Linked DNA regions of Homo sapiens: regions 2 and 3 are each linked to region 1. The links are chromatin loops, found by intact Hi-C in ENCODE. Cell type or tissue: ascending aorta. All regions are shown on one strand.

Region 1 (8,000 bases):
TGCATTTAACAGCGTAAGGCCCACTGGCCTGGGTCTCCAGCCACACCCTGTCTGGACTCTCAGGCCTGTAGCAGCTCTGCACTTCCCTGGGACAAATCTCCCAGAAGGAGACGCCAGCTGCCAGTTTTGCTGTCTGACAGGCCCCGCCGCTGATCTGCACAGCGCAGCCATTCCACGGAAAAGCGGCCAGAGTATTTTTTACATAGTTCCCCAATCCTGCTCCTCCTCACGGGGCAAGACCCCCGCGCCCCCCGCACACACGCCCTGGACTGCAAACACCCCCACACCAGGGCTCCCAGGCCGGTAGCAGCTTTGCACTTCCCTGGGTCGGAGCTCCCAGAGGAAGAGGCCAGCTGCCATTGTTGCTGTCTTGCAGCCCCCGCTGCTGTAGCATTCATGCACTGGAGAGCAAGCAGCGATTAGGAAGTGGCACAGAGCACCTGCACAGCGTAGCTCTCCCACAGAAAAGAGGCCAGACTGGTTTTGTTTCTGGCCGGGGGGTCGGGGGATCGGGCGGGGGGCGGGGGGAAGGGTTCCGTGTTTTTTTAAAAAATAACTTTTATTTTAGGCGCACGGGTACATGTGCAGGATTGTTATGTCACGGAGGTTTGTTGCACTGATTATTTCATCACCCAGGTACTAAGCCTAGTACCCAATAGTTGTTTATTCTGCTCCTCTTTCTCCTCCCACATTCCACCCTCAAGTAGGCCCCAGTGTGTTGTTCCCTTCCTTTCTTCCGTGAGTTCTCATCATTTACCTCCCACTTCTAAGTGAAAACATGTGGTATTTGGTTTTCTGTTGCTGTGTTAATTTACTAAGGATAATGGACTCCAACTCCCACAAAAGACATGATCTCATTCTTTTCTACAGCTGCATAGTATTCGCTGATGTATATGTACCACATTTTCTTTATCCAGCGTGTTATTGATGAGCTTTTAGGTTGACTCTGTGTCTTTGCTATTGTGAACAGTGCTGCAATGAACATTTACATGTGTCTTTATGGTACGATGATGTACATTCCTCTGAGTATACACCCAGTAATGGGATTGCTGGGTCAAATGGTAATTCAGTTTTTACCTCTTTGAGGAATGGCCACACTGCTTTCCACAATGGATGAACCAATTTTTACTCCCACCAACGGTGTATAAATGTTCCCTTTTCTCCACAACCTCACCAGCATGTTATTTTTGACTTTTTTTTTTTTTTTTGAGCAGAGCCTTTCTCTGTTGCCAAGGCTGGAGTGCAGTGGCGCAATCTCAGCTCACTGCGACCTCCACCCTGCAGGCTCAAGTGATTCTCATGCCTGAGCCTCCTGAGTGGCTGGGATTACAGGCATGTGCCACCATGCCAGGCTAATTTTTATATTTTTAGTAGAGACAGGGTTTCACCATGTTGACCAGGCTGGTCTCAAACTCCTGGCCTCAAGTGGTCCATCCCTCTTGCCCTCTCAAAGCACTGGGATTGCAGGTGTGAGCCACTGCACCTGGCCTTATTTTTTTGACTTTTAATAACAGGCATTCTGACTGGTGTGAGATGGTATCTCATTATGGTTTTGATTGGCATTTCTCTAATGATTAGTGATGCTGAGCTTTTTTCATATGCTTGTTGGGCACATGTGAAAAAAAAACTTGTATGTCTTCTTTTGCAAAGTGTCTGTTCATGTCCTTTGTCCACTTTTTAATAGGGTTGTTTCTGTCTTGTAAATTTGTTTAAGGTCCTCATAGATAGATGCTGGATATTAGACCTTCGTCAGATGCATAGTTTGCAAATATTTTCTCCCCATCTGTAGGTTGTCCATTTACTCTGTTGATAGTTTCTTTGGCTGTGCAGAAGTTCTTAAGTTAGTTAGATCCCATGTGTCGATTTTTGCTTTTGTTGCAATTGCTTTTGGCATCTTTGTCATGAAATGTTTGCCTGTTCAGATGTACAGAATGATATTGCCTGGGTTATCTTCCAGGGTTTTTATAATTTTAAGTTTTGTACTTAAATATTTAATCCATCTTGATTTTTGTATGTGGTTTAATTAAGATAGGAGTCCAATGTCAATCTTTTGCATATGACTACACAACTAGCTAGTAACATTTATTGAATGGGAAGCCCTTTCCTCATTGCTTGTTTTTGTTGGTTTTGTCAAATTTCAGATGGTTGTATGTGGCATTATTTTTGTGCTTTCTATTCTGTTCCATTGGTCTATGTGTCTGTTTTGTACCAGTAGCATGCTGTTTTAGTAGCTGTAGTCCTGAAATAAAGTTTTAAGTTGGGTAATGTGATGCCTCCAACTTCATTCTTTTTGCTTAGGATTGCCTTGGCTATTTAGGCCTTTTTGGATTCCGTATGAATTTTAAAATAGTTTTTCCTAGTCCTATACAATGCTATTCCTATCAAACTACCAATGTCATTGTATCTGGAAATTGTTTTGTGCAGTATGACCATTTTAACCATATTGGTTCTTCCTATCCATGAGCATGGAATGTTTTCCATTTGTTGGTGTTATCTCTGATTTCTTTGAGCAGAGTTTTATAGTTCTCATTATAGAGATCTTTCACCTCCCTGGTTAGCTGTATTCCTAGGTATTTTATTCTTTTTGTGGCAATTGTGAATGGGATTGCATTCTTGACCTGGCTCTCCACTTGGATGTTGTGTGTTTATAGAAATGCTACCCATTTTTCTACACTGATTTTGTATCCAGAAACTTAACTGAAGTTGTTTATTAGTTCTAAGATTTTTTTGATAGAAACTATGGAGTTTTCTAGGTGTAGAATCATACTGTCCGCAAAGAGAGATAATTTGATTTCCTCTCTTTATATTTGGATGCCTTTTATTTCTTTCTATTGTCTGATTGCTCTGACCAGGAGTTCCAATACCATGCTGAATAGGAGTGGTGAGACAGGACATTGTTATCTTGTGCCTGTTTTCAAGCAGAATACTTCCAGATTTTGCCTATTCAATATTATGTTGGCTGTGGTTTTCTCATAGATGGCTCTTATTTTGAAGTATGTTCCTTCATTGTCTAGTTTATTGAGGGCTTTTGACATGGAGAGATGTTCAATTTTATCAAAAGCCTTTTCTGCCTCTATTTAGATTATCATGTGGTTTTTGTCTTTTGTTCTGTTTATGTGATGAATCACATTTATTGATTTGCCTATGTTGAACCAACTTTGCTTCCCAGGGATGAAGCCTACTTTATCATGGAGAATTAGCTCCCTGTATATACACCATTGATGTGCCGCTGGATTTGTTTTGCAAGTATTTTGTTGAGGATTTTTACATCAACGTTCATCAAGGATATTCGGCCAAACTGTTTTTTATATGTGTCCTGCTTCTTCTCACTGGGTGGGACCCCACAGCCTGGGACTCCAGCCAACCCCAACCAGGGCTCTCAGGCTGGTAGCAACTCGGCACTTCCCTAGGATGCAGTGTGAAGAAGGAGAGTCCGGCCACCAGTTTTTGCTGCCTTGCAGTCTCTGCTGCTATAGCCTTCAGGCTCTGGAGAGCAAGTGGTGATTAGGGAGTGGCATGGATCCCCCACACAGCGCAACTGACCCAAGGTAAAGTGGCCAGATTGTTTTTTACATGGGTCCCTGATCCCACTTCTCCTCACTGAGTGGGACCCATCTATCTGGGACTCCAGCCACTCTGTACTCACCACAACCAGGGCTCTCAGGCTAGTACAGATCTACACTTCCCTGAGACGGAAGCTTGCAGAGGGAGAGGCTGGCCACAGTTTTTGCGTCTTCCAGATCCTGCTGCTATTGCCTTCTGGTCTGGAGAGTACACGGTGATTAGGAAGTGGCATAGTTCCCCAGAACAGTGCAGCCCTCCCACAGAAAAGTGACTGGATTGTTCTCCACGTGGGCTTCTCTCTCAGCTTCTCATCACTGGGTAGGGCCACCCAACCTGGGACTCTAGCAAAACTACCCTGCCCCTTCCTGAACCCTTTAGTCAGAGGTGGGAGGAAATCCCAGAGACAACCCACAACCCCTCTGCCTCTGCAGCTACAGTAATAACACCCTAACCTCCCACAGGTTGGGGAAGGAACAGAAGGCACAATAGCTACGCTGGCAAATGCAACATACTGCAGCCACCAGACAAAAAGGAATCCAGTCTCTCTTCCTTGTGACACCCTCCCTCCCCACTGCCCCCAAAACTCTTCACCAGGCAGGGCCCCCGGCTTGGGACTGCAGAACAGCTGACCCACCCATGGTTAGGCATACCCACTGGTAGGGGCTGTTCTTCCCGGGTGAGGGGCTCCCAGAAGCAACCAAAAGCCCCCCTGCCACTGCCACAGCAATGATTCTGCCTCTGCTGCCCTCAGTCTGGAGAAAAAACAAAGAATCTAAGGGCTTCACCCGAGCTTCCAGCACACCAAGTGGAGAGGAGCCCAGTCTCTCATCCCTGTGAGCTGTGGACAAACCTCCTGCTCTTTAACAAGCAGAGCCCGGCTCAGGCTAGCAGAGCAGCTGCCCCACCCCATGGCCGAACATTCCTGGGAGCAGCAGCTTCGAATTTCTCTGAGGTGGAGCTCCCAGAAGCAACCAAAAACCCCCTTGCCACTGCCACTGTAGTGGTGCTGCCCTTGCTACCTTCAGACCAGGAAAGAAGCAAAGACGCTGAGTGCTTTAATCACACTTGCAGCGAATGGCAGTTGCGTTAAGGAGAAGAGGCCAGTTTGTCTCCCCCAGGTCCCACCCAAGGCCCCTGCTCATCACCAGGTGGGGCCCCATTAGTGTGGACCCACCGTTCAGCTGCCCCACCCCAGGCTAATTAAACTGATTGATAGCAGCTCTGCATGTTTCTGGGCTGGAGCCCAAAGAGACAAATCAAAGACCCTCTGCCACAACCACCGCTGAAGTCCCTTCCCCTGCTGCCTCAAAGCTGGGAAAGGAACATAAAGCCAGAAATCACCCTAGAGCTGTGGTGTGCAGCCCAGGAGTGCCAAGTTGAGACATGCAGCCAGCACTCAAGTGGGAGATAAACCCACACTTTCAGAGCACTGAGAGGGAGTACAACTGCAATTGTGAAGAAATACAGGGGAGCTGTGTTAACTGAGCAAGACCCTACCTACCGGCCATTACACTTAAGTGCCACCTACTGGATCACAGCACAAAACATCAATACCAAAAAATACTTTGCTAATATACTCACCGTGTGAAATCAAAAACAAGAATTTAGCTACAAATAAACACCTGAACAAAGCTTTGGCCCTCTGAAAACATCCAGAAAGGAAGTCAACTGACTGTACTCAACACCACAGTTAAAGGAACATCAGCTTGCTCACACAGATGAGAAATAACCAGCACAAGAACTCTGGCAATTAAAAAAGCCAGAGTGCCTTCTTTCCTCCAAATGCCCACACTGTCCTAACGAGGCTGAAATGGTTGAAATGATACAAATAGAATTCAGAATACAGACAGGAACAAAGATCATCGAGATTCAGGAGGACATTGAAATGCAATCCAAGGAACCTAAGAATCACATAATACAGGAGCCGTTAGATGAAATAGCCATTATAAAAAAGAACCAAAGTAATCTGATAGAGCTGAGAAACACACTACAAGAATTGCATAATGGGGGACTGGTCTAAAAAGAAAAAAAAAAGAATTGCATAATGCAATTGTGCATATTAACAGCAGAATAGACCAAGCTGAGGAAAGAATCTCGGAGGTCAAAGACTGGCTATCTAAAATGACCCAGGCAAATAAAAATAAAGAAAGAAGAATTAAAATGAACAACAACAACAAAAAACCCTCCAAGAAATGTGTGATTCTGTAAAGAAACCAAACCTATGACTCATTGGCATCCCTGAAAGAGACAGGAAGAAAGCAAGCAACTTGGAAACATATTTCAGGATATCGTCCATGAAAACTTCCCCAACCTCACTAGAGAGAACTACATTCAAATTCAAGAAATACAGAGAACCTCTGCAAGACACTACACAAGAAGACTATCTCCCAAACACATAATCATCAGATTCTCCAAGGTTGATATGAAAGAAAAAAAATGTTAAGGGCAGCTAGAGAGAAAGGGCAGGTCACCTACAAAGGGAACCCCATCAAGCTAACAGCACACTTTTCAGCAGAAACCCTACAAGCCAGAAGAGACTGGGGGCCTATATTCAGCATTCTTAAAAAAAGAATTTCCAACAAAAATTTCACATCCAGCCAAACTAAGTGAAGGAGAAATAAGGTCCTTTTCAGACAAGCAAATGCTGAGAGTATTTATTACTACCAGACCTGTCTTAAAAGAGGTTCAGAAAGGAGCACTAAATATGCAAAGACCATTACCAGCCACTACATAGACACACTGAAGTACATAGACCAGTGACACTATAAAGCAACCACACAAACATGCCAGCATAATAACCAGCTATCAACATGATAACGGAATCAAATCCATAAATATGATACTAACCTTGAATGTAAATGGGTTAAATGCCTCCAATTAAAAGGCACAGAGTGTCAAGCTAGATCAAGAAGCAACACCCGATGGTATGCTATCTTCAAAAGACCCATCTCACATGCAATGACATGAATAGGCTCAAAGTAAAGGCATGGAGAAAAATCTACTAAGCAAATGGAAAACAGAAAAAAGCAGAGGTTGCAATCCTAATGTCAGACAAAAAGGACTGTAAGCCAACAAAGATCAAAAAAAGATAAAGAAAGGCATTATATAATGGTAAAGGGTTCAATTCAACAAGAAGACATAACTATTCTCAATATATATGCACCCAACACAGGAGCACCCAGATTAATAAAGCAAGTTCTTAGATAACTACAAAGAGACTTATATTCCCACACAATAATATTGGGAGACTTTAACCCCCGACTGACAATATCAGACAGAACACTGAGGCAGAATATTAACAAAGATAGTCAGGACCTGAATTTAACATTTGAACAAATGAGCCTAATAACATCTACAGAACTCCCCACCCAACAACGGAATATATATTCATCTCGTCTACACGTGGCACATATTCTAAAACTGACCACACAATCGAACATAAAACAATACTCAGCAAATTCAAAAAAACCAACAGTATACCAACCACAATCTCAGACCACAGGGCAATAAAAATAGAAATCAATGCTAAGGAAATCACTCAAAGCCATAAAATTACATGGACATTAAACAACCTGCTTCTGAATGACTTTTCAGTAAATAATGAAATTAAGTCAAAAATCAAGAAATTCATTGAAACTAATGGGAATAAAAATACAACATACCAGAATCTCTGGAACACACCTAAGGTAATGTTAGGAGTAAAGTTTACAGCACTGAATGCCCACATCAAAAACTTAGATCTCAAATTAACAACCGAATATCACAACTGGAAAAACTAAAGCTAGAGCAACCCAACCCTAACACTAGCAGAAGACAAGAAATAACCAAAATCAGAGCTGAACTGAAAAAAACTGAGACACACACACACACAAAATACAAAGATTAATGAATCCAGAAATCGGTTCTTTGAAAAAAATGAATATGATTAATAGAGCCAGCTAGACAACTAAAAGAAAAGGAGAAAAGATGCAATTAGGCACAATCGGAAATGACAAAGGGGACGTTACCACTGACCCAAGAGAACCATAAAAACAAACCCTCAGAGACTACTATGAACATGACTATGCAGACAAACTAGAAAATCTGAAACAAACTGATAATTCCTAGACATATAACAACCTCCCAAGACTGAACCAGGAACAAATTGAATCCCTGAACAAACCAATAACGAGTTCCAAAATTCAATCAGTAACAAAAAGCCTACCAATAAAAATAGCTCAGGACCAGATGGATTCTGAGCCAAATTTTACCAGACGTATAAAGAATAGGGAGCGGGGCCAGGCGCGGTGGCTCACGCCTGTAATCCAAGCACTTTGGGAGGCCAGGCGGGCAGATCACGAGGTCAGCAGATCGAGACCATACCGGCTAACAGCGTGAAACCCCGTCTCTACTGAAAACAAAAAAATTAGCTGGGCGTGGTGGCAGGCGCCTGTAGT
Region 2 (8,000 bases), 130 kb after region 1:
GCTACTTGGGAGGCTGAAGCAGGAGAATCGCTTGAATCCAGGAGGCAGAGGTTGCAGGGAGCCGAGATCGTGCCACTGCACTCCAGTCTGGGTGACAGAGAAAGAATCCATCCCAAAAAATATTAAATATTAAAAATTGAAAAGGTAAAGCTAGCGTAATATAATGCCTGAGATTCCAAGAAAGAAATCAGGGCCTACATACCACCTTCCTGGGCCACAACCTGACAGAAACGCCACCACCACCACTACCACACTCCTGCCAAAAAAAAAAATTCCCCAAATCTCCATGCCTGGCTAGCTAGATGAGCTAGAGCTAGCATTTCTAGTAGTCCATTACTTGAGAATAGCATGCAGTAGATCCTGAAATTTGCATATGCTCACATGGGTAACATGGAAATTCTAAGAACAATAGACTTTTTAAAAGATAATTTCATTTTTTCAGGGAAGTATAATGACTCCCATACAAATACAAACTGAACACAATTCAAAGACTGTTTTTAACTCATTAATTAATGAGGGAATTGGTAAGATGTTACATCTGGCTCTAAAGAGAATTCAAAGAATATATATATAAATGCTGCAACAAATTTACAAATAGATGCAAAATGGAGCTGTCTGCAGGGCAATAAATTATTGCATTCCACTAGATACAAGTCATTTGCATTGCTGCAGACAAGAATCATATACATCACTTTTAGTTTCCTACAATTTACAGAACTGTAAAATAGCTCAAACACAATGAAAGGAACCAGATAACTAGAAGGATACACTAGACTATGCTTTGTTTTTCATTAAAGACTCGCAGTAATCTTTTCTTTCAATTTACAGTCTTTCGCAATGATTGGAAGATACCTGTGATCTGGAGAAAAAAAATGAGAGTCTACAGAGACCTTACCTCCCGAGGCAATGGCAAATCTCACAGCCACTAGCAGTGACAGTCAAGAGAATGACCAAGAATAGGATCCAACCAGCCCACTATGAGGAACACCAGCACAGAAGGCCTGGTCACCACAGTGGGATAAGGGTCCAGCTGGTAGAGTCCAGCAAAGTCCCAGAGGGTAAAGGCCTCTTCCACTCTCTTCAAGATACTAAGCTTCTGCATGAACCCAGGCACCAACTTGGGAAGGAGGAATGAGGAGAGACCCCTTGAGAGATAAGAAAAGCTTAAACTTTTAATGAGTATTTAGCAGAAAGCAATTGATTTGAAACAGAAGAAACTGGGTTGCTTTTTATTGACCAGGGGCATATGCTGAATTGTGCCCTCACACACACAAATTTGTGTGTTGAAGCCCTAACCCTCCATACCCCAGAACTTAACTGTATTTAGAGATAGGGCCTTTAAAGAGGTGATGAAGTTAAAACGAGGCCCTAAGGGTAGACAGTAATCCAATCTGACTGGTATTATAAGCAAAGGAAATTTGGACATACAAGGAAACACTAGATGCCCACACACAGAGGAAAGACCATGTGAGAACACAGAGAGAAGGCAGCCATTTGCAAGCCGAGGAGAGAGGCTTCATGAGAAACGAGCACTGCCAACACCCGAATCTTGGACTTCCAGCCTCTAAAACCATAAAAAAATTAATTTCTGTTGTTTCAGCCATCCAGTCCCTGGCATTTCATTACGGCAGCCATAGCAAACTAATACAGCATTTTAAGGGTTGTGGGGTGTTCATTTCATATCAGTAGGAGCAAAAGCAAGATGAAATGTCGGTTAAATAAAATGTAAAAAGCTACTTGTTTGTTTTTTGGTTTTGGACATCCGTGGGCATTTTAATCCTGTCATATAGGATGAGTGCTTCATAGGTTTTGGACACATTCTCAGACCCAAAGATACGAATAACCTTTACTAGTTAAAGGTCTTCAATAGAGCAAAGCCTATGGCCACCAAGGAAACAAGTCTCAAAGAGCTCAAAACCTCCTTCTGGCCACTGCTCAGTGTCAGGCTTCTACAGGATAGAAATGATGAGGGGAAGCAGAAGGTATAAGACTGGAAAGAAGATATTCTTTTTTTTTTTTTTTTTTTGAGACGGAGTCTCGCTCTCACCCAGGCTGGAGTGCAGTGGCACAATCTTAGCTCACTGCAAGCTCCACCTCCCAAGTTCACGCCATTCTCCTGCCTCAGCCTCCCAAGTAGCTGGGACTACAGGCACCCGCTACCATGCCCGGCTAAATTTTTTGTATTTTTAGTAGAGACGGGGTTTCACCATGTTAGCCAGGATGGTCTCGATCTCCTGACCTCGTAATCTGCCCACCTCAGCCTCCCAAGGTGCTGGGATTACAGGCGTGAGCCACCGGGCCCGGCCAAGAAGATGTTCTTGAGTCAGGTTCTTTCCTAAAATCATGATTGGCAGTTATCTTCATCCATTTGTGCTGCTATAATAAAGTTCCTGACACTGGGCAATTGATAAAGAATATAAATGTATTTCTCTCAGCTCTAGAGGCTGAGAAGTCCAAGGTCAAGGCACTGGTAGGTTTGGCGTCTGGTGAGGACTGCTCCATCAGTGGCATGTTCTTGCAGTGGCATCCTCACATGGCAGAAGGAGGAGGAGTAAGGAGACCTTAAGCCAGTTCCCTCTAGTCCTTTTACAAGACACTAATCCATTCACAAGGGCAGAGCCCCCATGGCCTAACCACCTGCTAAAGGCACCCCTCCTACTACCACCACAATGGGGATTAAGTCTCAACATGAATTTTGGAGCAGACATAAATGTTCAGACCATAGCAGCAGTATTTTTTCTCTTTTTCAAACTGTTATGTGTTTCTGAGCCCTTCTGTTGGGGGAGAAAGATCACAAAGGTTTTCTGGAAAAGCAATTCTAAACAGATATCTGAAGAATATGTTTTTCATTCAGTGATTGCTAAGGAAAAAAAAAAAAAAACTCATTAGCTTTGACCTGAATAAGGATACACTCATACACTCAGGCCTAAGTGTCTGGTGTAGAAACAGTGCCACACTAACTTCAGTGAGAAAGAAAAGCACAAATACTACATTTCCAAATTTAGTCAACTAGGGACATTGAGTCAGGCCAATTTAAAACAGGTCCAAAATTTCATCATTCCAAGGAGTTGAGTATTGTCTCTTATCTACTAATCTAAAATTAAATTTCCCGTTTAGCTTTGACATAGAGACTATTTATAGACATTCAAAAAAAAGAAGAAAATCAAAAGGCTTAAACCCAGGTCATAGGTCCTAAAACCAAAAGCAGTGAGAAGAAAGTGACATCTAATGGTTGGTTTCCTTCAAAACATCTCTGGTTGCCCCCTAAAACTCAAGAGACAAGGAAAGGGAGATTTTGACCTTAGTCATTAGAAAAAGTCTCAAAAATCCTAAAAAGTCAAAAATGTCATCCAGCCCTCTGGGAAACCGGCTCAATGCATTCAAATTAATGTCGTGCTGGGCTGCAGAAACTTTTGACCAGAAGGCATTCCAAGGAGTAACCATAAACAGCTTAAATGATATTAGATGCGTCATAAGATCTTTTTTTACTCTTGTTAAAAATAACAATAACAAACACTTATGAAGTACAGACATGTGCCAAATCCTGGCCTAAGTGTCTCATATATACTAACTCATCTAAAGATATTTTTCCACAATATTTATACGCATGAATAAACAATAGATTCTACTAAAATTCTTAAGGCTAAAGTAGGAATGAATTAATGTTGTGAAAAGACAGGAATATTAAATGTATTTCATTACTTCTTAGAACAGAACTGCAAAAGAACTTGAGAGGTCATAGTTCAGGAGTTGTTGAAAAATCTATCCCATGAGAGAAAATGCAGCATTTTCACTTATTTTTATTTATTCCTTCATTCTTTCTATGCTGCTCTTTGCTTTCTTGTCTTCCATCTTGTGAAAATATTTATGACAAACTTTTTATCCTGTCATTGCATTTTGCTGGTACTTTTTAGGCTTAAAGGTGAACTCCTGAAGTTTATCTCCTTCCAGGCATCATCTCTTCAATTCTGGAAACAGTTACCAGATAAATGGTGGTAACTAGCTTAAGCGTCACAGGACAAACGGCCAGGCTAATATCAAGAGTAGGTATATGAATCACAGCTATGTTTCTGCTGCAGCAAAATGTCTTCAAATAAAAATTAGACCATAAGCATTAAACTGCCTACTAAAAGAAGATTTTTTTAAATATTATATGTTAACCACTCAACCAGTTAAATATCAAACAATATAAACTGCTCCTACATTTAAGTGTAGTTTCATTTTTCATACAAGTTATAGAAGTCATATGTATTCTTACCTACAGTTTTATCAGTCAATAAATTACATGTGTTCTCCTGCCTATACGTAAGTTCAGTCTGAGAGACAGCATCAGGGATTTTTTTATAATAACCATTCCTTTGCAATGAATAAAGACACTAATTTATCTCTTATGGACTCATAATTTGTTCTGAAGCATCTTCTGTTGTTATGTGGACCCTCTTCATGCTCCTTGAAGGCTGGAGGAGTGCAGTGATCCAGGGCTTCACTGGTCTCCTGCTTTTGGAGTTTATCTCTGCTATATGCAGAAGCTTTTATTCCCTTTTCCTTTTGTAATACTCAGAACAGAAAATGCATAGACTACCTACCCTTACCGAAATATATAAAACTCTTTGCTTATATTTCTTCAATCAAGAAGAGGTTCTGTTGAGAACCAAATTTCTACATGGCCCAATCTTCTTTCCTTCAACTTTAAAGATCATTTATAATGTATTTTACAAAGAACACATTAGGATTATCTATTAATCAAGCTGGTAATCTCCATTAGAGGAATTGATTATTTTGTACTCCTCAGAACAAAAGGAACACAAATTTCAGACATATAACCCAGAACAAGTATAAGGATTTAATCAGCCCACTGCTGAAAAGAAAAAGCCCTGGCCCGTATTATTTATTGGTGACTTCCAGGAGCATGGACATAAGATCTTTTTTTCTTTCTGTTTCTTAAAGAGGAAAATTGCAAAAGAAACAGGAAATCTATCCTTTTCTCTTAATGCCTCTTAAGAGGAAGAAATGTTTCAGTCACGTTTCTGACTGTGGAAAAAAATGATAAGTTACTGGTTAAAAAAAAAAAAATCAAAGATGAACTCCATAACATTCTCCTTTCCTTAGAGTCCTCAAACTCTCACACAGTCCAGGCCCCAGAACCCTGCCCTCAGTTTCTTCCCAAATAAAGTCCTCCTCAACCTTTTAGGAAGCTTCCCTCCCAGCCTCACTCCAGGCATTTTTCCAGTACCCAAGAGGCCCTGGCACATGTTGGGTTCTCAATACCTGTGCCCTAAGTTAATTAACTATAAAACGAGCATGGTTATAAGCTTATTTTCAACTCATCCACAGGTCAGTTTCTCTGGCCAGAGTCAGCCTGCAAATACAGTAATTTCAATTTCACAATTGTATTTCTAGAGCTGTTGAGGGGAAGCAATCATGTTAGGCCAAACTAGCAACTGAGCCAGGCCTTGTGTCAGAAAGATGGGGGCTGACAGTGGCTAAGGCAATTTCCTCCAAAACACTAGGTAGTTAGGTCAGGAGAAACTTAAATAAGGCAATAGCTCTTCTTGTCATCAGAGGCCTTGGTTTTCACATCTGTAAAACAAAATCCTTGGTCTAAATGACTTCTGACACACTGACTTAAATTTTGCCACAGAGTTCAAGCTAGAAACAAGAAAGTAGCTGTAAAAGCCAGGGCCCTTCATGGTATAGCTAAGAGAGAAATCTAATTCACCAAAAATTCAGAGAGGGGAGTGCTTCTCATGAGAAAAGAATGAGAGACTAATTCCCAAGGATTTTCTCTTCAAATAGCACGTCGTGGAGAAAGAAAGATAAATGGAGAAATGTGGCAGTAAAAAAATTCTGTAGATGAGAAAAAAGACAGGGAACTTCTTAGTACCTGCCCTAGTCGTAAATTGTCAATAGAGACATGCTTTTCAAACTATGGTAAACAACTTGTTTTGTTTTTTATTTCTAATTTTATTGTAAGCTGATCTCTGATCTTTGTTAAGTTAGAGAGAGACATCGTAACACTTCATCTCTAAAGTATGGAAAGAGAGCAAACACTATCTTGAAGGTAATAATTACAGAATTGCTTAGCCCTGGTCTAGCAGATTTTAAAATAAATTTTGCAGAAGTGCGTTAAAACGAGCACACCGTGAAGGGCCTACTTGCAAACTAACAAGTTACCCTGCTAGAGTTTATGGATGCTGGGAGAAGACGTGAGACTCCTGGATTACAGGCAAATGAGAGGCTATTACTCACCACAATAGTAGTAGCCACGGTATCAGCATCTGAGCCAATTCCTCCAAACCCCAGTACCCGCAAGGTGATGCAAATAGGGCTAGATAATACCAGCATCCACAGTCAATTGTGTTCCAGCAAAAAAAAAACAAAAAAACAAAAAACTGAACTTAGAAAACCTGAATATTTTATAACAGGAAATAAGCATGCCTGCCTATGTCCTGGAAAGAGACATCATCCTTATTATATTGTATAGTAAGCATGCTTATATGTTTGCCCCAGAGGAGGACTACCTCTACCTGCCAAGGTGTATTAGTCTCCTGTTGCTGCCATAGCAAATTAGCACAAACTTAGTGGCTTAATGGATACAAATGTATTATCTTGCAGTTCTGGAGTCAGAAGTCCAAATTGGGCCTCACTGCGCTGAAGTTTCTTTTCCATTTTCTTAACTTTTTCAGCTTCTAGAGGTCACCAGCATGCCTTGGACCATGGCCCCATTCTTCCATCTTCAAAACTAGCAAAGGCAAATTGAGTGCTTTTCACATCACATCACTCTGACCTCATTCTTCCACTTTAAAGGATCCTTGTGATTACGTTGAGCCCACCTGAATAATCCAGGATAACCTTTGTATGTGAAGGTCCTTTAGCTGATCAGCATTCTTAATTTCATCTGTAACATAAATTTTCATTTGTTATGCAAGGTAACGTATTCACAGGTTTCTGGGATTAAGCTATGGACATATTTGGGGAGCCATTATACTGCCTACTACACAAAATAATAAGAAAATCTGCCCTTTGTTCTAGAGCAAGCTTGTCCAACCTGCAGCCCACGGGTCACATGTGGACTAGAATGGCTTTGAATGTAGCCCAACACAAATTGGTAAACTTTCTTAAAACATTATGAGGGTTTTTTGAGATTTTTTTAGCTCATCAGCTATAGTGAGTATGTTTTATTTGTGGCCGAAGATAATTATTCTTCCAATGTGGCCCAGGGAAGCCAAAAGATTAGACACCCCTTTTCTAGAGGGAGATACAATGTCTGTTGTCCAAGGCTGTTAACTATACTATACAAGCACCCTTCAAAAGATAGTTTATAACAAGGAGAAGTCAATGCTTTGCTTCACAAAACACACAGACATGTGAAAGAGCCATAGAAGATGGACCCTCATGACCAGCTGCTACTCTTACATATCGGCATAAGAAATCGAGTAAGGATATTTAATTGCTTTAAACTATATGCATATATTTTTTAAATATGACACCTGACCATTTGGATCACAAAGTTATCTTGGTCAATATAGGTTAAAATCACTATATAATTCCATATATTCATGGAAAGAGAAACTATACTGAATCTTTTTAACAGACGTTTCCCAGTTTAATCACGGATGAAGTGTGTAATCAACCATCATCCACTCACAGAAATCAATGAACACTTACAGGAAACAAAGTGGTTTGAACAACCCAACAAAGTTTGCTTGGAGGTCAATGTTGGGGAAAGAGTCTTTTGATATTTAATTCCAGTGCTAAAGAATTTTCTCTATCAGGAAATTCTTCATACTTAACCTTAAATCTTGGTATTTGCAGCTTTAACTCATCTCCTCTTAATCTGTCCTCAGGGAGCTCTTTCACATGATCCTTAGTGTCTTCTAGAAAGGACAAAGATGAGACTCTCATGATACTCTCCACAATAAATTGTTCTGAAAGAAATTTTCCCTGCTGCTCTTATACCAAACCCATAAAAGATATATGCTTCGGTAAATTTTAGTTTT
Region 3 (8,000 bases), 190 kb before region 1:
TGCATTTCAAATGATGCATTCATCCTTCCATTCCACCATGATGATCTCCTCAGCAGCTCCAGGCAGCTGAACAGCAAGTTGCGCTCATCAACTCAGCATTAAAAAGCAAACGGAGTCATTGGCAAGATCTTGCAAATGAATATCACTTTTAATGCAAATGTCCAAAGTGAACCAAGAGTATAAATCCAGAGGAAAGACCAATTCATTAATTCATTAACAATTTACAGAGGCCTACTCCATACAAGTCAGTTTATAAAGGACAGTGAATATAAAATTGATATAATACCAGTTCCTGTCCTCAATATCAAGAACGTCAAGCTTGGAAAGGGAAAAAAAACAACTGGAGGGAAATAATTAAAATGAATTTGAGCCTTTTTCTTACCACTTTTCCTTCTTTTCTCTTTCCTTCCTTTCCCCACCACAGGGGAGGGTATTGCATGGTAGTATTGAGGGTAGAAGGAGCACAGAAAGATTTGTGGCAGGGTGTCCACAGGCTCCTGAGGAGGTGAGAAATGGGAGAAGAGAGAGACCCAAGCAGATGATGGATCCATTTGCCTCAATCAGAGGCAGTGTGCCTGCTGATATCTCAGAAGGTACGGCACATGGAGTGGACTCATGGAGGTGGAGAGGGAAGGAGTGGTTAGGAAATCAATTATACCTCAACAAGGTGAATTACTGAGCATAACAAGAGCCAGGTTTCTGGAAGTTGGATCTATCTATTTATTCAAACAAACATACAAATTATGTTTTTATACACACACACACACACACACACACACACACACACACACATAATTTTTTTTCCTAGCTTTATATGCTGAGAGGACTCAGAAGCAATCGTGTCCCACTAACAATGAATACATCGAGAGCTCAGAGCTTCGAACCAGGAGTTCATCCTGATTCCAGGATCAGGGCAGGGAAAGTACACGTTAAGGTAGAAATATCTTTGGAGAATAGAAAGTAAGAAAGTGCTCAAAGAATAATGAGGAGATATCAAAAAGACACAAGAGTCACTTGAATGGATCTCCTGTTGGTCATATCTGGACATATTCAAATATCAAAATTGATCATGATAGCAACAGATTAAAAACCAAGAATCAAATAGAAATCCATGAGGCCATGTTGATTAATTTAAAAGAAACAATGGGAAGAGAAAGTTCTTCGTATGCTAGAATTCCAACAAGTAAATGTAGCAGGTAAGAGAAAAAAATGTATATTTATTAACCATGATAATGATAGTTAATGCAGGTGGGAGTTGTCAATAGAGGCTTAAAGGTAGTCGATGAATGTTTGATAACAACAGGATATGGGCATAATCTTGGGACATCTTCCACATACAATATTATGATTAGTATTCATATACAAGAAGAAACAGTGACTTTACAGTGAAGGAAATGGCACCAACATGACAAGGTGAAAGGTTAACATCACCCAGGTGTACCCAGAATGGGACACACTGAGAGAAACACAGCATCGTTTCTATGGTATTCCTACCAAGACGGCCTACCCTGGGACTAGTCATCAGGAAACACTGGACAGGCCCAGCCCAAGTGTCATCCTATATACAGAACATAGATCCTCGGTTATTTAAAACTATAAACGGCATGAAAGACAGGGGAAGGGGAAATACCTGTATTCCAAATTGGAGGCAACTGGAGAGACGCAACTTGATGCAACACGCATTCCCAGATGATATTCTGGGGCCAGAAGGCAAAGACACATTGTTGGAACTGCTGGAGAGATGTAAATGGGGTCTGTAGGTTAGACAATAGTATTGTACCAATAATTTCCTGATTTTGAAGGTTTCCTAGGGGTCAGATAAAAGAGTGTCCTCTTTTAGGGAAATCACATACCATAGCATTTAGGAGTAGTGAGGCATCATGACTGCAACTTGTTTTCAAATAGTTCTGAAAAAGACTAACAGTCGTGGAGAAAAATTTAGAAAAGGGGATGACAGAGCAAATACATGAAAATGGTAACAGGAATCTCAGCAAGGGAGTACATAGCAGGCCTCTATAATGTGCTTTTAACTTTTCTATGTTTGAAACTATTTCAAAATAAATCCTTGAACTTTTTAAAAAAGTGAATGTGTAGAAGATATACCTAATGTAAATGATGAGTTAATGGGTACAGCACACCAACATGGCACATGTATACATATGTAACAAACCTGCTCATTGTGCGTGTGTGCCCTAGAACTTAAAGTGTAATAAAATAAAGAAAGAAAGAAAGAAAAAAGTGAATGTGGTAAAGACTATTAAAGAGGGGTACAGCAGGAGCAACCTCAGGCCATATTCCCAGGTAACGTAACTTTCTTCACTTTTTTCTTACTTAACTAAATTTCTCATTCAAGCTTGAGAGTATGCCAAGAGTCACAGAAACTTAATGTATATCAACTAAGTGACTCCTCACACACCTATTTTCGGAGGGTTGCATCTAAGTTCTGGACTCTAATAACTTCCAAGATACCGGGGAGAAGAGTGAAAAAATACAGCACTCAATTTCACCGGCCTTGTAGAGATTCACTGATGCACTCATGTTCCAACCTGCTACACGTCAGCGTTCGTGCAGCTCCCTGAGGAATCACTGCTCATTCTCCTCCCAGGCAGCTCCTTCAGGTTTGCCATCCTCTCCACCCATGAGATGCCCTGGTGTTACTTAGCTCTCTCTGACCCCACCAGAAAAAACACCCATATACAACTCAGCATAAAGTATGAGGGGATTCCTGAATTGACCACCTGAGATGAACTTTCTCCCACTTTAGGAGAATGGGGGCACACATTAAAAATTTAACTGAAATATAGGTTTTTTTAAAAAAATAACTAATTTTCCTGCACATTTGAGTTTTTGATGCGACAACAGGAAGTAAAGAGAGTGGAGGGGCAGGGTTCCTGCCTGGCTTTTGGATTTCAAAATCCTAGGTCCTTGGGAGAACAGAGAGGAAGCTCTTAAAGTTTACAGTAAAACATTTTGGAGAAAAACATCATGAACTAGAGTGATTCTCTCCTCATCCACACTCCCCACAGGAGTGTGAAGAAAAGGATTCTGCAAGCAGAGGAGAGGGAAAAGAGTCAGAAGAAAAATGGTGGGACGTGGCTAGGACATACAGACAGGGATTCTGTGCCCTGCTTGCAGAGCTAATCCAGAGAGGTAAGAAGCCCCAGATACATGATACACGTGTGGGTTCTAAATCAGTTAGAATTGACATCTCACTTCCCCCAGCCGAGTCTTGGGGAGGTGACAAAACCCCCCAAAATAGTGGTTTCCTGATATGTCTAAGCCAGCGGTTCTCATTTCCGGTCAAACACTGAAACTCCATGGGAACTACACTAATACTCAGGCCCTTTCCCAGGGCAGGGTCTCAAACTTTAGTGGATATCAGAATCACCAGGAGGACTTCTTTTAAAAAATGCAGATTTCTGGACACCACCCACACAGTTTCTGATTCAGTAGGTCTAGCGTGTGCCAAGAATTTGAGTTTCTCAGTGGTCTTCAGGTGAGGCTGAATAATGCTGTTCTTGGACCACACTTTGAGAAGTCCTGCCCCAGGTATTGGTAGCTGTAAAGCTTGTCAGGTGATTCTTCCATCCAGCCATTGTGGAGAACCACAGGCCTAAGCAGATGGAGCCTCCGGCAATCTCCTAGACATCCCTGCTTTTTGTCTGGGAGAAGCAAAAAACACTCCCAAAGTGGGCCCAAGAGTTTCATATCAGTAGGGGAGGGGTCCCCGACTCAAAAGCCATGCACACAGAAACAAACATGTCTAAGAAAGCCACGTCAATGACTCATCAAGAACCAGATAGGGGAGAGAGGGCTCAGAAGATGCCTCTGCGGCCAGATGACATCAAGAGCAGAAAGCCCTTTATGCCTTTTTAGGCACCTCCCTCCCCCAACGTAGTCACAACCCAGGGAGAAAGTAAAGGGCCAGTGGGAATCACTGTTTGATTGAGAGAATTAAGTTTCTGCCACCTTAGTAGAACAGGAATTCAAAACAGAAATTGTACTGAAGTACAGAAAAATTTGAGTGCTAGAAGTTCCTGGGCTGATTTTTTTTTCTTTTACTTTTATTTTAAAGGTAGGAGGCAAGATCATTTCTCATTTTTCATGGCTGCAGGTTGAGGGGTGGTCAGAAAGGGCATGAGAAGAGTGGTTAAAATTTGGCATGCTAGCTGAAGTAATGGGCATGGGAACTGACCAGAGATTGCTAAAAGGATTATCGACCTGAGTTGCAGGGCCAGCTGAGATGGGAAAGCATAAATTTGCAATGGCATCAATCCACACAGTTGTGTGACTTTTCTCCCATGGTGCTGGCAGCCACAGCATAGAAGCAGAAGGGATTGCTTATATTGATTTAAAGTTGGAGGTTTGTGGATAGGTATAGCTAAAGGGCAAATCAATAAAATAAACAAAAGATCTTAAATGTTAGTTGGGAAGTTTAACATAACTCTCTCATTGGAAAGACTAGCAGCCAAATAGGTTTGAAGAATGTGGAAAACCAGCAGCACAAGGATGTAACACAATATGTTACAAAAATGAGACATATATTCAAACTCAGTATTGCTGAGACAGAACAGGGCTTGGCTTCAGCTCGCCCCCACTAGGGCATTCTGTCCTGCATTCCCACTGATCACAAAACCCACACAACTACCTCGCTGATGCCATAATGTTTAACCATGCCTTTTACTCAAAGAGTTCCAGGAACTGGCCTTAGGAAATAACCAAGCTTACAGTGTCCCGCCTCTGGAAGGAATGCTGAGCAATTGATTTACATCGTTGTTGCCAATGGCCAGACCACCAGGTGGCCCATTACTCAAGATAACCATGGCAACCAGATATGCTGACCTGCACACCCTATCCGTCATGTGCTTTGCCCTGCCCAGCCTGCATACCCTACCCTTAATGTCAATTCCTGTGCTTTGTTTGTCCAGTAAAAAAGCCCTACCAGCTCTTTTTGTGGTGTCAGGCAGGGAATCCTCTCTCTCTCTCTTTCGCGCTGCCTCCCTTATGCCTGGGCATAAGCTCCAAGGAAGCCTCCTCTGGGAAAACATTTTTGGCCACATGTGAATTTCTATTGCACTGAGACCCCAGGAACTGAGGTCAGTAACATTGTAGCACCAAGTGCAGAAATCCGCAATGGATACAGAAAGGGAGAGTTGGATAAGCACAGCTTGAGAACCTAATTAATTAGATAGGCAAGTTACTTAACATAATAAACTCAAAAATAATAATTTGAGGGCAAATAAGGAACTAAGGTTCTATGCAAAAGACATTCCTTTCTGAGAGAAACAAATAGCAATTCTTTCATGCATTCCCACTGATCATGAAAACCACACCACCACTTCACTGATGCCATGTTTGGCAATGACACACAGCAATATACACAATCGGCACTGTGCATGGCAATGACACATAATAAATAGCAATACCATATCTAAAAATTATTGTTGCCAAACTTTTTTCTAAATAGACTAAAAGACTAATGATTCTTGTATTATCAAAAATAAAAATGTTTAAACTAAAAGATTTTTAAAAATCATAACTTGCAAATTCAAATATTATCCAAATTATTTAACATCTTATACTTAGCATCAAATAAGACAGTCCAAGGGTTATTATCTGCTGTACGTTTTAGATGCTTTGCAATGATAAATAATTTCAGTATGCAAAACTAAAGGAGCAATTGCTTGCATGTTCATCAGCAGGCTCTATTTTAATAGTCCTTTTTTTTTTTTTGCCATGAAACATCCACTAAACTGGCATTAAACCAAGAGTTATTTGTGGTGAATCTGAGAACACAACATACATGATTGCCCAAAAAAAAGTTACATGATAATGCTAAATTAAATGAGGCATTTATCACATGAGTTTTAAAAGAAGAGAAGAAGTGGCATGATACTTTCTCCTAGCCTTCCCTGAGAAAATTCCTTTAAAATGATTTGCTGTTCAGATTCTGCAATTTCTTTGAAATTGGAATTGCAGAAATGAGTATCTGACCAAAATGCCTGGAAGCACTAAATGAAATTCCAGGGAGTGATTGAAAATGTTGAACCAGATGGTGGTCAGACAATGTTTGGGAACTCCACTGTCAGCGTAATTGTGAGTAATGACAGAACTCTGAGAAGTCTGCACATTTAAATCAGATAAGCATCCAGAACATTGGATTCTTTCAGACTTTGTTTGAATGTGCCTTAGGTCATTATTTATCTTTTTTTTTCACTCGTTTTAATTTTGAATATTTCTATTTAAAAGATCTATTTCTATTTAATGGCTCTTTAAGCTACCTTTAAGTCTATAATTGATTCCATGAGTAAACTTTTTAAGCTGAGAGTTTTGGGCATATCACACCAAAAAAGTAGCCAATTATTTATTCACCAAATATTTTGTATGAGCTCCTCCTCTCTGCCTTATTTCTGCCACTACTTTCTTCTTCCTTTCCTTTTCCTTCTCTTTTTTCGGAGTGCCTACTCTCAAGGCTGCATGAGGCTCTCAAAGATCTTAGTTTAGTGAAAAGGAAAAAACAAACACGTATAAATAGAATTGTTACAAAATTGTAATAACAGCTATAAAAGCATACTGGGTGTACCATGAACAGCAGATGGACAATGGAGATGAGGAGGCAGGAATTTGCGTCAGGAATTATGGTCATGGAAGACTTATTGGAGAAGGAGACTTCAAAGAGAGCTGACTTCAGGATTGATAGTCCAGGCAAAGGAACTGATGTATAATATGTGCATGCAGCCCTAAGTAGGAGAGACCATGGGGTGTAAAAAATCACTAGCTTTTACAGAGAATGGATGGGAGAAAGACAGAAGTGAAAACACGGAGAACAGTTAGGAATCAAGTATCACAGTCTAAACAACAGAGAGGGTGGTCTGAACTAGGGCAGTGGCAATGGAGACATCCTTCTCACTTTCAACCCTTGGTACATATATCAAATTCTATTTTTATATTAGCAAAATGGCCTATATTTTCTTGCTTTTTTTGCTCATGGTTCTTTATCAGTATATAAAGGCAAAAGCATCTAATATAATTGAACATTGTTTTCATTTGTTTCCAAATGAATTTGTTTAATCTTTCCTAAATTGTCATTTTTATAAGGGATGTCTATGAGAAATTTAAAAGAATGATAAAGAGATAGCCAAAGTCTATCTTCCCAGAATTGATAATAGGCAAATTGTTTTTTAGAGTGAGAGAATAATTTCCATTTTAGCTCATAAGAAAACATCTATATTATATTTATACACTCTCTTGTCTTGGTACCTAGATAGTTTATACAAGTATGCAAAATGGCTCCAAGTCAACAGTGTAAATCTAATCCAAAAATTAAAAGCTAAATTGAGACCTAAAGGTGTTTCCCAAACAAATTTACTAAGCTCTATTCCTTCTCTCTATTAACAAAAATATCAGTGTTTATATACCCAAGTGGTTTTAGCAGTGTGATAATATTCACCTATATTTCTCAACCAATTAAAGAAGGAAACTTAGCACACTTAGGCATTTATAATTTTTCATAAATTAATCATTCATTGGTGACACTAATTATAAGATAAATTAATACACAGTGTGACACAGACTGAAACTTTCCATTTCAGAGTAAAGTCCCTTGTTAATTAATTAATTTATTTGTTGGTTTATGAAGGGCTTAGTCTCATGGTTAGAATACTTTCCTTACTAGAAAATGAGCAAACTAAATTCTTAAATCATCTCTGCAGTCAGGCCCAAATCATTCAATATTTTTTCAGTACTCACAGTTGGGCATATGCTGCTGTCTGCTGATTCTAATCTCCGGGAAATCCTTTCTGGATAGATAACAATTTACAATATGAATGAGTGGATATGTTGATAAGAAAGAAAAATATAGGCTGGGCATGGTGGCTCACGCCTGTAATCCCAGCACTTTGGGAGGCCGAAGCGGGCAGATCACGAGGTCAGGAGATCGAGACCATCCTGGCCAACATGGTGAAACCCCGTCTCTGTTAAAAATACAAAAATTAGCTGGG

Evidence for each region. Hi-C counts contacts between places; a loop is a spot of excess contacts. Peaks named below come from ENCODE experiments on the same cell type or tissue, not always from the same donor. Only the 100,000 strongest peaks of a DNase experiment are listed, where the experiment ranks them.
Region 2: a loop joins it to region 1, with 4 times the contacts of the local background. A loop is called at or near these places in 2 of 110 quality-filtered maps.
Region 3: it touches region 1 in a loop (2.3-fold over the local background); 3 of 110 quality-filtered maps call a loop at or near these places.

What each region holds. Positions count from the first base shown.
Region 1 is chr12:19,776,059-19,784,058 of GRCh38, reverse strand. No RefSeq gene overlaps it. Among named protein-coding and RNA genes, the nearest start is that of LINC02398, 230 kb to the left of the region's middle. In ascending aorta, a CTCF peak has its summit at 4,472; DNase peaks (open chromatin) are centred at 4,448 and 7,900; H3K4me3 peaks cover 781 bases; H3K27ac peaks cover 3,156 bases.
Region 2 is chr12:19,650,273-19,658,272 of GRCh38, reverse strand. LOC101928387 (a long non-coding RNA gene) reads right to left here. Exons shown (of 7, transcript XR_007063236.1): 4 at 7,795-7,877; 5 at 6,250-6,898. Among named protein-coding and RNA genes, the nearest start is that of AEBP2, 210 kb to the right of the region's middle. In ascending aorta, a CTCF peak has its summit at 3,224; no DNase peak of the experiment used is centred here; H3K27ac peaks cover 5,535 bases.
Region 3 is chr12:19,968,358-19,976,357 of GRCh38, reverse strand. No RefSeq gene overlaps it. Among named protein-coding and RNA genes, the nearest start is that of LINC02398, 42 kb to the left of the region's middle. RefSeq lists enhancers at 4,331-5,038, 4,601-5,113. In ascending aorta, no CTCF peak of the experiment used is centred here; a DNase peak (open chromatin) is centred at 4,760; H3K4me3 peaks cover 384 bases; H3K27ac peaks cover 2,128 bases.